Linked DNA regions of Homo sapiens: regions 1 and 3 are each linked to region 2. Evidence: chromatin contacts called from ENCODE Hi-C or POLR2A ChIA-PET data. All regions are on one chromosome and are shown on one strand. Each heading gives the region's core, a stretch centred on a gene start or an enhancer-like site at or near the end of the contact. The rest is flanking DNA. Distances are from core to core; before and after follow the strand shown.

The links. Hi-C counts contacts between places; a loop is a spot of excess contacts on that map. ChIA-PET counts read pairs that join two places held with the same protein, here RNA polymerase II (POLR2A). Pooled maps may share reads with other maps.
Region 1: a loop to region 2 is called in a map of ascending aorta, with 2.3 times the contacts of the local background. The contact joins two enhancer-like sites. A Hi-C loop is called at or near these places in 3 of 168 maps with a recorded cell type or tissue (ascending aorta, endothelial cell of hepatic sinusoid and left cardiac atrium).
Region 3: a loop to region 2 is called in a map of sciatic nerve, with 16 times the contacts of the local background. The contact joins two enhancer-like sites. A Hi-C loop is called at or near these places in 2 of 168 maps with a recorded cell type or tissue (endothelial cell of hepatic sinusoid and sciatic nerve) and 1 of 50 pooled maps. POLR2A ChIA-PET finds 5 or more read pairs at or near these places in 2 of 52 experiments (A673 and PC-9).

Annotation. Positions count from the first base shown.
Region 1 is chr3:61,636,011-61,639,542 of GRCh38, forward strand. All of the region lies in intron 1 of PTPRG (protein tyrosine phosphatase receptor type G), which reads left to right. Among named protein-coding and RNA genes, the nearest start is that of PTPRG, 76 kb to the left of the region's middle. Within about 2 kb of position 1,646, at least 16 of the 41 ENCODE cell types and tissues checked have a DNase peak (open chromatin) inside an H3K27ac peak, as active enhancers do.
Region 2 is chr3:61,680,388-61,684,373 of GRCh38, forward strand. All of the region lies in intron 1 of PTPRG (protein tyrosine phosphatase receptor type G), which reads left to right. It overlaps LOC124906245 (a long non-coding RNA gene), which reads left to right. Exons shown (of 2, transcript XR_007095942.1): 1 at 1-3,986. Among named protein-coding and RNA genes, the nearest start is that of PTPRG, 120 kb to the left of the region's middle. RefSeq lists an enhancer at 1-339. Within about 2 kb of position 2,689, at least 6 of the 41 ENCODE cell types and tissues checked have a DNase peak (open chromatin) inside an H3K27ac peak, as active enhancers do.
Region 3 is chr3:61,731,461-61,735,458 of GRCh38, forward strand. All of the region lies in intron 1 of PTPRG (protein tyrosine phosphatase receptor type G), which reads left to right. Among named protein-coding and RNA genes, the nearest start is that of PTPRG, 170 kb to the left of the region's middle. Within about 2 kb of position 2,618, at least 3 of the 41 ENCODE cell types and tissues checked have a DNase peak (open chromatin) inside an H3K27ac peak, as active enhancers do.

The sequences.
Region 1 (3,532 bases), core at 396-2,895, 45 kb before region 2:
GAGAGCTCACCACTTCATGGTGACAACATTTTTCATTCTTGCATAAATTCTTCCTAAATTTGAGCTATCCTGAAGGTCAGTTTAGCTTTCCTATCGTCTAAAGTACTGTATATTGCTGTCTGAAAACACACAGACAACTAAATGCTCCAGTTGCTTTTTTTCCCTTTTGGTGACAGCTTTATTGAGATAGAATTCATATAGTATACAGTTTACTCATTTAAAGTATTTTGCATATATTCAAAGAGTTGTATAATGATCTTATTTTAGAACATTTTTATTATACCCGAAAGAAACCTTATACCCATTAGCAGTTACCTATTTTCGTTAAACACCTCCAGCCCTAAGCATCTACTAATTACTATCTTATAAATTCGCCTATTCTGGACATTTCATTTAATAGGTGGCCTTTTGTGTCTGACTTCTTTCACTTAGCAAAATATTTTCAAGGTTCATCTATCTTGTTGTATCAGTACTTTTTTTGTTGTATTTTTAGTAGAGACTGGGTTTCACCATGTTGGTCAGGCTGGTCTCGAACTCCCGGCCTCAAGTGATCTGCCTGCCTTGGCTTCCCAAAGTGCTGGGATTACAGGCGTGAGCCACCACGCCCAGCCTTGTTGTATCAATACTTCATTTATTTTATGGACAAATAAAAGTCCACTCTATGGATATACCACATTTTGTTTATACTCTCATTTCTTTATGGGTATTTGGGTAGTTTCCACTTTTGACTATCATGAATAGTGCTGATCTAAACATTTGTTTCAAATGCTTTTTTTTTGTATGAAACACTGCTCTGTCTGCTCCTGCACTGTGATGATTTTTTGATTAATCTCATGTAGTATTTTACTTGGTAAAATCTCATACTGTTGGTATTAGTCTGGTTCCGCCTTGCTGGAAGTTTGAAATTTTGATTCTTTGATTGATCATATGATTTGTTCATTTCAACCTTGGGTACTATGCCAATTGGTTAAATCTCCATTCTCTGTCCTCATCCATGTCAGTGATCAGTATACTGATTGCTGAGTGGTGTGGCCTCTCTGCCACATAGCTTATTGCTGTGGAGGAAAGAGAGTCTTCTCTTAGCCATTGTTCTGTGTGGAGTTGGCGGACTAACACATTTTTATATTCATATGCAATATTTTCAATTCTAAAAATCCTTATGTTTGTACCAGAACTAAGATGTCCTGGCATTATGGAATTATTCATGTCAGTTGCCTATCTCTGGTCAGGTAGTTAGTTGTGACATCCAGCAGCTCAGACTACAATTTGAATTCTGGCTCTTGTCCCACTTATTATCAGAATGACCTTTGGCAAATGACTTGAAGGTTAACTTGGGTAATTTTCTCATCTGGATAATGCGGATAGTAGAAGGACTTAACCTCATAAGGTTTTTGAGAGGACTGAGTGAAGCAGTCCCCACAATACACCATCATGTGCTGGGCATGTTGGTAAGGGCTGGATTTCAAGGATGAAAACAGAGGCCAGAGAACTTTCTGTGGCTTTCTGAATGTCAAAACTGAGACTGTGCAGATCAAGCAGAACGCTTTCTGTTCCTTCCAAGGCTTGTTCCCTTCAGGTTTCAGTTTCAGACGGAAGCGAAGTTGTTTGTGATGCCGGAGCACACACCTGCGGGAACTGTAGACTTCTTAGGAGTCCACCGGGGTTGCGTCGCATTGCTTCCACGCCTCTGTCCTCACCAGTGTTGCCAACTGTGGATTTGTGTGTGTGTGTTTATCGTTGTTGGCCATGCACCAGAAACAGAGATATCAGTCACATTTAAACTCTGCTGCCCAGGAAACTCCTGCCTACAAACCCAGCCCAGCCCTTTGAGAACCTCACCGACCAAGTGAGTGATATGTTGAGAGATGAGCATAGCCATCTTACCATTCATGTCTGTGAATTATTATTTATTCAGACTGGATCTCGTTAAGAGAACTGTGTGTAATCTTAGCATGATAATCGGATTCCACTTATCACTTGGAACTGTGACTCACTTTTGGAATTTTAAGGACGTAATTACAAAAAAAATTCTTGGTTATCTTTTAAAAAGGAGTCTGTTGTCCTTAGACTTGTTAACTCTTCAACTGCTGTTTTCCAAATCGTGGTACAAAGTTATTATTTGCAGGTATTCCCAAGTGGCCTTATAAAAACCAAAAAGGCTTCTTGCTAATTCTCTTCAGATGCTGATATAGAAATGACACTGATTTTTTTCTTTTTAGTATTTAAGAGCACCCACTAGAAGGATATTTAATATTTGTATGTAGTTTTTTTTTTCCTGTTATGTTAAGCAGAATTTCAGGACCTTGCTGTAGAGCAGCATCTCTCCATTTAAGTAATGTGTAGACCCCTTTTCAAAGGGGAAAGCACCTTGCAAGAACCCTGTGAATTGTACCAAACCCAACAAACATAAGGTAAACCTAAGGTTTACATGCAAGTCTCTTTTGATTGCCAGTTATCAGGGTTCTTGCCTGGCTTGTTGTTCATAAATGGGAATATTTTATTTTTAGATTATCATAGAATTGAAAAAAAAAATCTTCCCAAGTAGCTGGGACTACAGGCACACACCACCATGCCTGGCTAGTTTTTTTTTTTTTTTTTTTTTTTTTTTGGGGTAGAGGGATTTCCCTATGTTGAACAGGCTAGTCTTGAACTCCTAGCCTCAAGTGATCTGCCTGCCTTGACCTCCCAAAGTGCTGGGATTACAGGCGTGAGCCACCGTGCCCAGCCTTGCCATGCCTACTTTTTAATAAGGTTGTTTTTTGCTTGTTCAGTTGTTTAAATTCCTTATAGATTCTGGATATTAGATATTGGTCAGATGCATATTTGCAAATATTGTCTCCCATTCTGAAGGTTGTCTGTTTACTCTGCTGATATTTTTCTTTTGCTGTGCAGAGCCCTTTAGTTTAATTAGGTCCAGTTGTCTGTATTTGTTTTTATTGCAATTGCTTTTGAGGACTTAGTCATAAATTCTTTTCCAAGGCTGATGTTTATAATGGTGTTTCCTAGGTTTTCTTCTAGGATTCTTATAGTTCCTGATCTTACATTTAAATCTTTAATCCATCTTAATTTTCATATGTGGTGAAAGGGAGGTGTTCACTTTCATTCCGCTGCATATGGCTAGCCAGTTATCCCAGTATCATTAATTGAATAGATAATCCTTTCCCTATTGTTTATTTTTGTGGACTTTGTTGAAGATCAGATGGCTATCAATGTATGGCTTTATTTCTGGGTTCTCCATTCTGTTCCATTGGTGTATGTGTTGGTTTTTGTAATAGTACCATGCTGTTTTCGTCACTGTAGCCTTATAGCATAGTTTAAAATTAAGTAATGTGATGCATCTAACTGTGTTCTTTTTGCTTAAGATTGCTTTGGCTATTCGGGATCTTTTTTGGTTCCATATGAATTTTAGAATAGTTTTTGTTTTAATTTTGTGAAAAATGATATTGGTAGTTTGATAGGAATAGTGTTAAATCTGTACATTGCTTTGGGCAATATGGTTGTTTTAACGATATTGATTCTTCCAATCCATGAG
Region 2 (3,986 bases), core at 1,439-3,938:
CTCCTACTCTTGCCCAGGCTGAGTATCAAGAGAAGCAAGAAATCTAGATAAAAATCCAAATCCAGAAACATCAGCGTTTTGAGGTTAACATGTTGGCAATTATTCAGCTTTATGAAAAAAAAAAAAAAAAACACAAAAAAACAGCATGGGAGCCTGGCAAAATATGTGGGTGACCCTTGGCTACTTTTGAATGAAGTTTTTCATTCTGTCCTTCAAAAAAAAAAATCATACAAAAAAAATAGGAGATCAAGGGGGAAAAAAAAAAGAGGGCATGGAAAAACCAGCCTCTGGTATAGGCTTTCAGGGTATATTGGTGAGCAAACTTTTCCTAGAGCTGTTTCTGGTTATCAGGTGTGGTACAGGTTGCAGGGAGGTGGGGATGGGGATGACTAGGGTCACAGCAGGCAATAACTAGGGTTATTGGCACCCGGTTGGTGTTTGGTGCCTGCTGTGTAACTTGCTGGGTGTTGGGAACCTGTATATGGCATATGCCATGTGCACAGTGGGATGTGTTTAAAATGTGGGAGACAGGAGCTGTATGGAAATCATTATTTTCAAATGCGGTCATGGCTTTTAGGTTGTGAATTTTTGTTCCTTTCCAAAACCGGTTTAGATGAGCAGCTTTGCTTTTTAGTGAGATTGAGTTAATCTTATATCTTTATGTTCTAAAAAAAAAAAAAAAAAAAAAAAGAAGAAGAAAGTAACAATGTCCAAACTTCCCTGGAGCCATTTCTGTCTCTGTGAAATAGGCAATTTAAGGTCCATCCCATCCTAAAAGCTTTTAGCTTGTGAAAAGCTTCTTTTCTTGCTTTTAAAACCTTCACTCTGCGTTTAGAATAAATGGCATTCCTGGATCTGTTAAATAGGCAGTTAATAATGCCACAGAAACTACCCACCACACACCCAACCACAAAACTTGCTCAGAGGCAGGATGTGTATTGGAATATTCTGTAATGATCCAATGCTGAAACATTACAATCAGCCTTGACCCTGCAATCTGCATTTTTAATTGCAGCCTTCATTTACAGTGGGGTATTGGTCTGCTTTCAGTTTGTCCTGAAGGTTGACTGGATCTCGTAATCTATTCATGTCAGACTGCCTGCTAGGACCAGCATGAATTCAGCTCTTCAGAGGAAGCATTGTCATACAGAGAGGACTCGGCCGTTTGTTTCACCTTGATATATTTCCCAATATATGCTTCATTCTCTGGGGTAGTTTTTATTCCTCTTCTATGAAATGTGGATTATAAGGACTCATGCCCCATGGAATTTCTATAGGGTTTAGATGAGATAATACATGTAAAGTATTTGATATGGGCATGTAGGAAGCACCAAATAAACAGTAGCCATTATGATTTTTCTTGCTCTGGATTTAACTTTTTTAAGCTCCTGAATTTTGGATTAGTAATGTTGTTGACCATGGAGGAAAATTGAAAAAAGATGTTGGCTTCATTTTCTTGATGACTGAAAAGTAAACTAGTGGCCGGGCGCAGTGGCTCACTCCTGTAATCCCAGCACTTTGGGAGACTGAAGCTGGTGGATCACTTAAGGTCAAGAGATCGAGACCAGCCTGGCCAACATAGTGAAAACTTTTCGCTACTAAAAATACAAAAATTAGCCAGGCGTGGGGTGCACACCTGTAATCCCAACTATATGGGAGGCTGAGGCAGGAGAATCACTTGAACCTGGGAGGCAGAGGTTGCAGTGAGCCGAGATTGTGTGACTGCACTTGGGCCTGGGCCACAGAGCAAGACTCCTGTCTCAAAAAAAAAAAAAAAAAAGTGAACTGGTAATGAGAAATGAATTTTGGAAATAATGGTGAACTGCAAACATGGACTATAAGTTAGACCATATTATATCAATGTTAAATTCTCTGAATTTGATAATTCTACTATGATTATATACGAGAATGTCTTTGTCTTAAGAAATTCACTCGAGTATTTGGGGTCCAAGGGGCATGATATCTTCAAGCTATTCTCAAATGGTTGAGGAATAAATATGTGCATAGAGACTTATATAGCAGATGCTGTTAAATGTTGACAGTAATGGGTATGGGTGATGGGGACATAGGCATTTGTTGTAAAGTTAAACATAAAAAAGTTTTTAATAAAGTGGGCCAGTGAGGAAAAAGGTAGCTGGTAACTTCATTCTGTGTTTTTTCACTAGGTCAGAACTACTGGTTCATTTATCATTTCTGTCCAAAGGTGGATTTTTTCCAATTAGTTTATCTATCCTGTTCTTCTTTCCCACCCCTCAATTCTTGATTCCTGGGGATGGTTATTTGAAAAGAACTTCCTTGCCCAGCTTTCAGTGACCCTGCTGTTTTGTTTCCAACTCCCAGTCATAATCCTTTGTTCATGACATTATAATCATCACCACAAGTGGCTAATTGTGATGTCACAAATGGAGGATTATGACTCAAATGAGGAATAAACAGCAGTGGCGGATTAATTCCTAAGCAACGAAGAAGATTCTGTTTTGTGCAAATGCCCCAGGGTAATAAAATTTAAAACCAGAAAAAGGCAAGGGGAAGACAAAGCTGAACATATGTGATCTATTAGCTAAATTGTCCTTAAGTGGAAAGCTTTTCTTTCTCTCTTTCTTCCTTCCTTAATTTTCCACGTGGTATGAATAGCTCCTCTATGGTAGATAAATCGATTTGGTTTTAGGCCTAACAAAGCTCAAGGTGTCTTGCTGACTAATTACAGGGATGTCACACCTGGGCTGAAAAGTGAGTCATTATGGAATCTTTGAGGTGTTTTTATTTTCCATAAAGTTGAATTGCTCTTTTCAGTCAGCATTGCAAAAGTCAGGCTATAAAGATCAGCACAATGGCCGAAGACAGCTGGGCTGATAATTGACGGCAGTCCCAACCTGGAAACTCTGGGTAAGGCCAGCAGAGCCGAATGGCGTCAGTCACTCAGGACAGTTTTCTGAATGGGTGATATGTAAATGAGGCAGTGGTAACAGCTGTTGCTGTGGATTGGCCTAGAAATAGTAGTCAATTCTCTGTGGAGGGTCAATTTTCGATTCTAAGTCAAGGATGTGTTTTTTTCCCTTTTAGGAAATAGGTGGTTCCCATACTATTCAGTTAACCAAGCAGCCAAATCCCTCTCTACACTTAACAGCTCCCTCATCCTTGGGGTTACTTGGCCGTCTCAGGAACACTCTTGAGTTTGTGGCCTTTTCTAAAACCATGGTTGCAGTAGCCAAACTAAACTGGAAATCCCTTTGAATTGTTTTCCTTTTCATGGGACATAGTGTTCCTTTCTTCCGTTTGATATATTTCGTTCTCTGTCGTGCTTGAGCTCTCTCTCGACTTATGACTTCACCGTCACTTGAATATTGGAAGCCTTCTTGAAAAACATTGGTGAAAGACTTGAGGCTACAGTTTGGCATCAGCAGCAGAGCAAATAAAACCACACTTTAAAAACTTGGTAAATTTAGTTATGAAGGAGACCTCCCATTCGAGTCTAGGCGTTTAATAATAGCCTGTATGCACAAAGTAGAAATTATGTGATTATCGTCTTGGGGCTGTGATTAGAATGTGTTGCTATATATTGGTAACATTTAGAAATGTGTAACTTCATCCCAGCTCCATGGTACCGTAGGGCAAGCATGACATAAACATGGTCTTGCAGTTGTACACTGGTTTGAGATTCCCTGGAGACTAAACAGCTATGAGGGAGTCATGCTTCCGTTTGCCACTGTTGTCTCCTTTGTCTCGTATAGGCTATCAGAGATGTTTCCTGGACTTTTAAGAGTAGCTCCAACAGAAGTTTTGCCTTCTGAGTAGTAAGGTGGTCACAACTTGTCCTGTTTCCCCTATGGGAGTGTATATGCTGGTGGTGATGGTGGGGGATCTCACCTTTGTTTCCACATCAGTATGCTGCTGCCAGCTCCCCTCCAGGCTGTGCTGTCGGGACACATCTGTGTGCCTGTATGTGGCTCATTAGGGAGCGGGTTGCCTGTTCTTTTGAGGTGAGC
Region 3 (3,998 bases), core at 1,368-3,867, 51 kb after region 2:
GCCTCAGCCTCCCGAGTAGCTGGGACTACAGGCACGCACCACCACGCCCAGCTAATTTTTTGTATTTTAGTAGAGACAGGGTTTCACCATGTTGGCCAGAATGGTCTAAATCTCCTGACCTCGTGATCTGCCCACCTCGGCCTCCCAAAGTGCTGGGATTACAGGCGTGAGCCACTGTGCCCAGTCAGAAGCTCCCTTTCACAGTGCTATGCAGGGCTTTAAAGCCACACATGCCAGACATTCTAGATGGAAATTTCTTTTTCCCATTTATTTTTCCAGCTTTTTCTGTAGTTCTCCACTGTCCAGTAGGAATGGAACGTGAACTGCATAGGTACTTTTTTTTTTCTTTTTTCTTTTTTTTGAAGCAGTCTGGCCCTGTCACCCAGGCTAGAGTGCAGTGGTGAGATCTCGGTTCACTGCAACCTTCACCTCCCAGGTTCAAGGGATTCTCCTGCTTTAGCCACCTGAATAACTGGTATTACAGGCGCCCACTACCATGTCCAGCTAATTTTTGTATTTTCAATAGAGACGGGGGAGTTCACCATGTTGGCCAGGCTGGTCTTGAACTCTTGACCTCAGGTGATCCACCTGCCTTGGCATCCCAAAGTTCTGGGATTACAGTGGTGAGCCACTGTGCCTGACCCACATAGGGACTTTTAAATTTTGTAGCAGCTACCATAAAAAGTAAAAAGAAACAGGTGGAATTAATTAGAATAATTTATATAACCCAGTATATCTAAAATGTCATTTTGACATGTAATCAGAATTTTAAAAATGTTGATGAGATATTTTGCCTTTTTGTTTCTTACTAAGCATTTGAAATCCTGTATTAGCAGGCCGGGCGCAGTGGCTCATGCCTGTAATCCCAGCACTATGGGAGGCCGAGGTGGGCGGATCACGAGGTCAGGAGATTGAGACCATCCTGGCTAACACGGTGAAACCCTGTCTCTACTAAAAATACAAAAAATTAGCTGGGCATGGTGGCGAGCACCTGTAGTCCCAGCTACTCGGGAGGCTGAGGCAGGGGAATGGCATGAACCCGGGAGGCGGAGCTTGCACTAACACGGTGAAACCCCGTCTCTACTAAAAATACAAAAAATTAGCCGCGCATGATGGCGAGCACCTGTAGTCCCAGCTACTCGGGAGGCTGAGGCAGGAGAATGGCATGAACCCGAGAGGCGGAGCTTGCAGTGAGCCAAGATCACTCCACTGCACTCCAGCGTGGGTGACAGAGCGAGACTCCGTCTCAAAATAAATAAATAAATAAATAAATAAATAAATAAATAAATAAATAAATAAATCTTGCATTAGCTAGGGGCGACAGTGTCGGACAGCACAATTTGGAAGGGTGCTTCTTATCCCCACTGCTCAGTTAAAATGTGAACATATGCCTGCGTGGAACATTCCCTTTTTCTGTTTAAAAGAAAGTGAATTGTTTTCGCAGCAGTTAGTTGGTGTTAGCATAATGCCTTCCTGTGTAGGCTGTAGTGTTAGAATTCTCTTTACAAGCCTTGTAATAATTTTCAGGAATGATCACTTTTATTATAGTATTTTTAGTGCCACTAGAGGGTTTTTACAGTGTGAAATCTCTTAAAAGGACAGTCAAAAACATACTGTGTTTCTTGTGGGACACAGGGTTGGGCATTTAAGTACCTAGTAGTGTTCTTGAGACAGATTCTATGAAATTAGAATTGTCCAGGAGAAACCCAGGTCAAAGGTCACTTTGTATCAGTTCAAACATGTTCTATATTGGTATTTCATGTTTGGGTCTTTATACTCTGTATATTTTGTGAAATAACTAAATCTTCATGATTCATTTCTATGTTGTAGCCCCTCACACTTAATTAGGGGGTCCCAGTGGAGCTTCCTTTCCGTTTCTCTATCTGTTTAGAGTGTCTGGGTGTGTATTCATTTCTCTGTCATGTGCCATGTGACTTTGGCAAGGTCCTTAACCATTCTGTGCCTAGATTGCCTGGTTTTTAAAATGGGAATAATGAGAGCATTTATCCCAGAAAGCTCTGGTGAGGGTTAACATGAGATATTTCAGTTGAATAGATCAGCACAGTGCCTCCTGGTACATGGTAAGTGCTAAAGAAGCATTACCTATCACCAGCACCATTACTCATTTTCTTTGTGAATTTTAGCAACTAAAGCAGAGCAGGACAAATTTTAGGAATGGATTTATTTCTTTGACATTGAGATGGAGCTTTAAAAAGCATTCCTGACTTCTTCCCAAAACATAAATTAAAAATCTTTGTTTCTGCCACAATATCTTTAGTCTCATTTCCCTGTTCCTTCTACTGTTTCATCCTGGGATTGATCAACTCTTCACTTTTGTTTTGTTTTATTTTATTTTGAGACAAAGTCTTGCTCTGTACCCAGGCTGGAATGCAGTGGTGTAATCTCAGCTCACTGCAACCTTTGCCTGCCAGGCTCAAGCGGTCCTCACACCTCAGCCTCCCAAGTAGCTGGGATTACAGGTGCATATCACCATACCTGGCTAATTTTTGTATTTTTTGTAGAGATGGGTCTATCATGTTTCCCAAGCTGAGCTCAAGTGATCCGCCTGCCTCGGCTTTCCAAAGTACTGCGATTACAGGCATGAGCCACCACGCCCAGCCAACATCTGTTCACTTTGGGTAAATTATTTTAATAAGAACTCTCTGGTTAGAGCATGACTGTTAAAGAGAAACTTCCTAAATGCATTTTACAAAGTGCTTTTTCTCTTTCTCGCTTTTTCTGAAACACTGGTTCTTGAATAAACCTCAGATATCATGTATGATTTCTGAAATACCTAAAATCTGCAGGCTTTTTTCTCTCCTACTTTTTGGTTCCATTATGTTAAATATCAAAGAATAGATTAACCAGAATATGAATGGACAGGCATGCAAGAAAAACTGGAGGTTTCCAGTTGCTCCTAATACCATCTATTTCTCTCACCTTTTCACTTAATACTCACTTACTGATTATGCAGAGGTGATATTTAAGAACAAATCCATTTAATAAACCTTTGTAAGTAATATTTAAAGGAGTGTTTATTTTTCAGAATTCACCCAGGATTTCTGTGATCTGCGGTTCTTTGGCTTTGGCACCCGGTTGTCCCAATTTGTTCCAGAGTATTTTACTGCATATGCGATGTCTTTCTCGTTTGCTGTCTATAAATCAAAGGAAGAGTTCGTTTCATTTAATTTTGCCTGATAGGGAAACCCCCAAAGATACAAAATGACTCTTCAACGTTAGTGTATTTATTAAAAATAAAAAAGGAAACTGCCTTTTTGTTCTCCTTCCTATCCCAAGTTTGATTGACCGTATTGCAGAGTCATAAAAGGATTTATATTCAGAGTTGAAAAGTCTCCCTGAAATTGATTTCACCTAGCTTCTTGTATATAAATAGATATTGAGAGGGGGGGAATAATACTGAACTGAAACTTTCAATTTTGAATGTGAGCTTTCCAAAGTCATGAAACTGCTTTTCCGTCTGACTCTTCAGATGGATCTTATAGCATAATTGGTCAGAGCCAGAGGAGGTTTTTGAAAAAGCATAGCCAAAAAAGAGAAAGGAAACAAACCCCACTTTTTTAATAGCTGCAGTTTCTTCATCAGGAAAGGACTTTGGTTAAATAGCTCTTCTTCCCAAAAAGGCAAAACATTTTTCCTCATATAATTAATTTAAGAAATTGCTTTTAGAGCTATTTAAACAGACCTAGAGATAAGTGCTTTAGCCATCTTGATGTGCTCTAGCGAAAATTTTTATGTGGTTAGAATTTTTTTAATTAAATCACTTCATTTAAGATTGTAATAGCCCTTTTAAATTATTTTCCTTGAGACTCGTATTGTGTTATTTCAAGTTAATAACTCCTCTTCAAGCAAAGCAAAATGCAAGATATTTCTTCTGATGATTTCTTTCTGCAATTGAAGAGAACAAAGCCAGCCTCATTCTTGCTGGAAAGGAAGCAAATCTAACACCTAATAAAAATGGAGATAACAAAAATGAACCT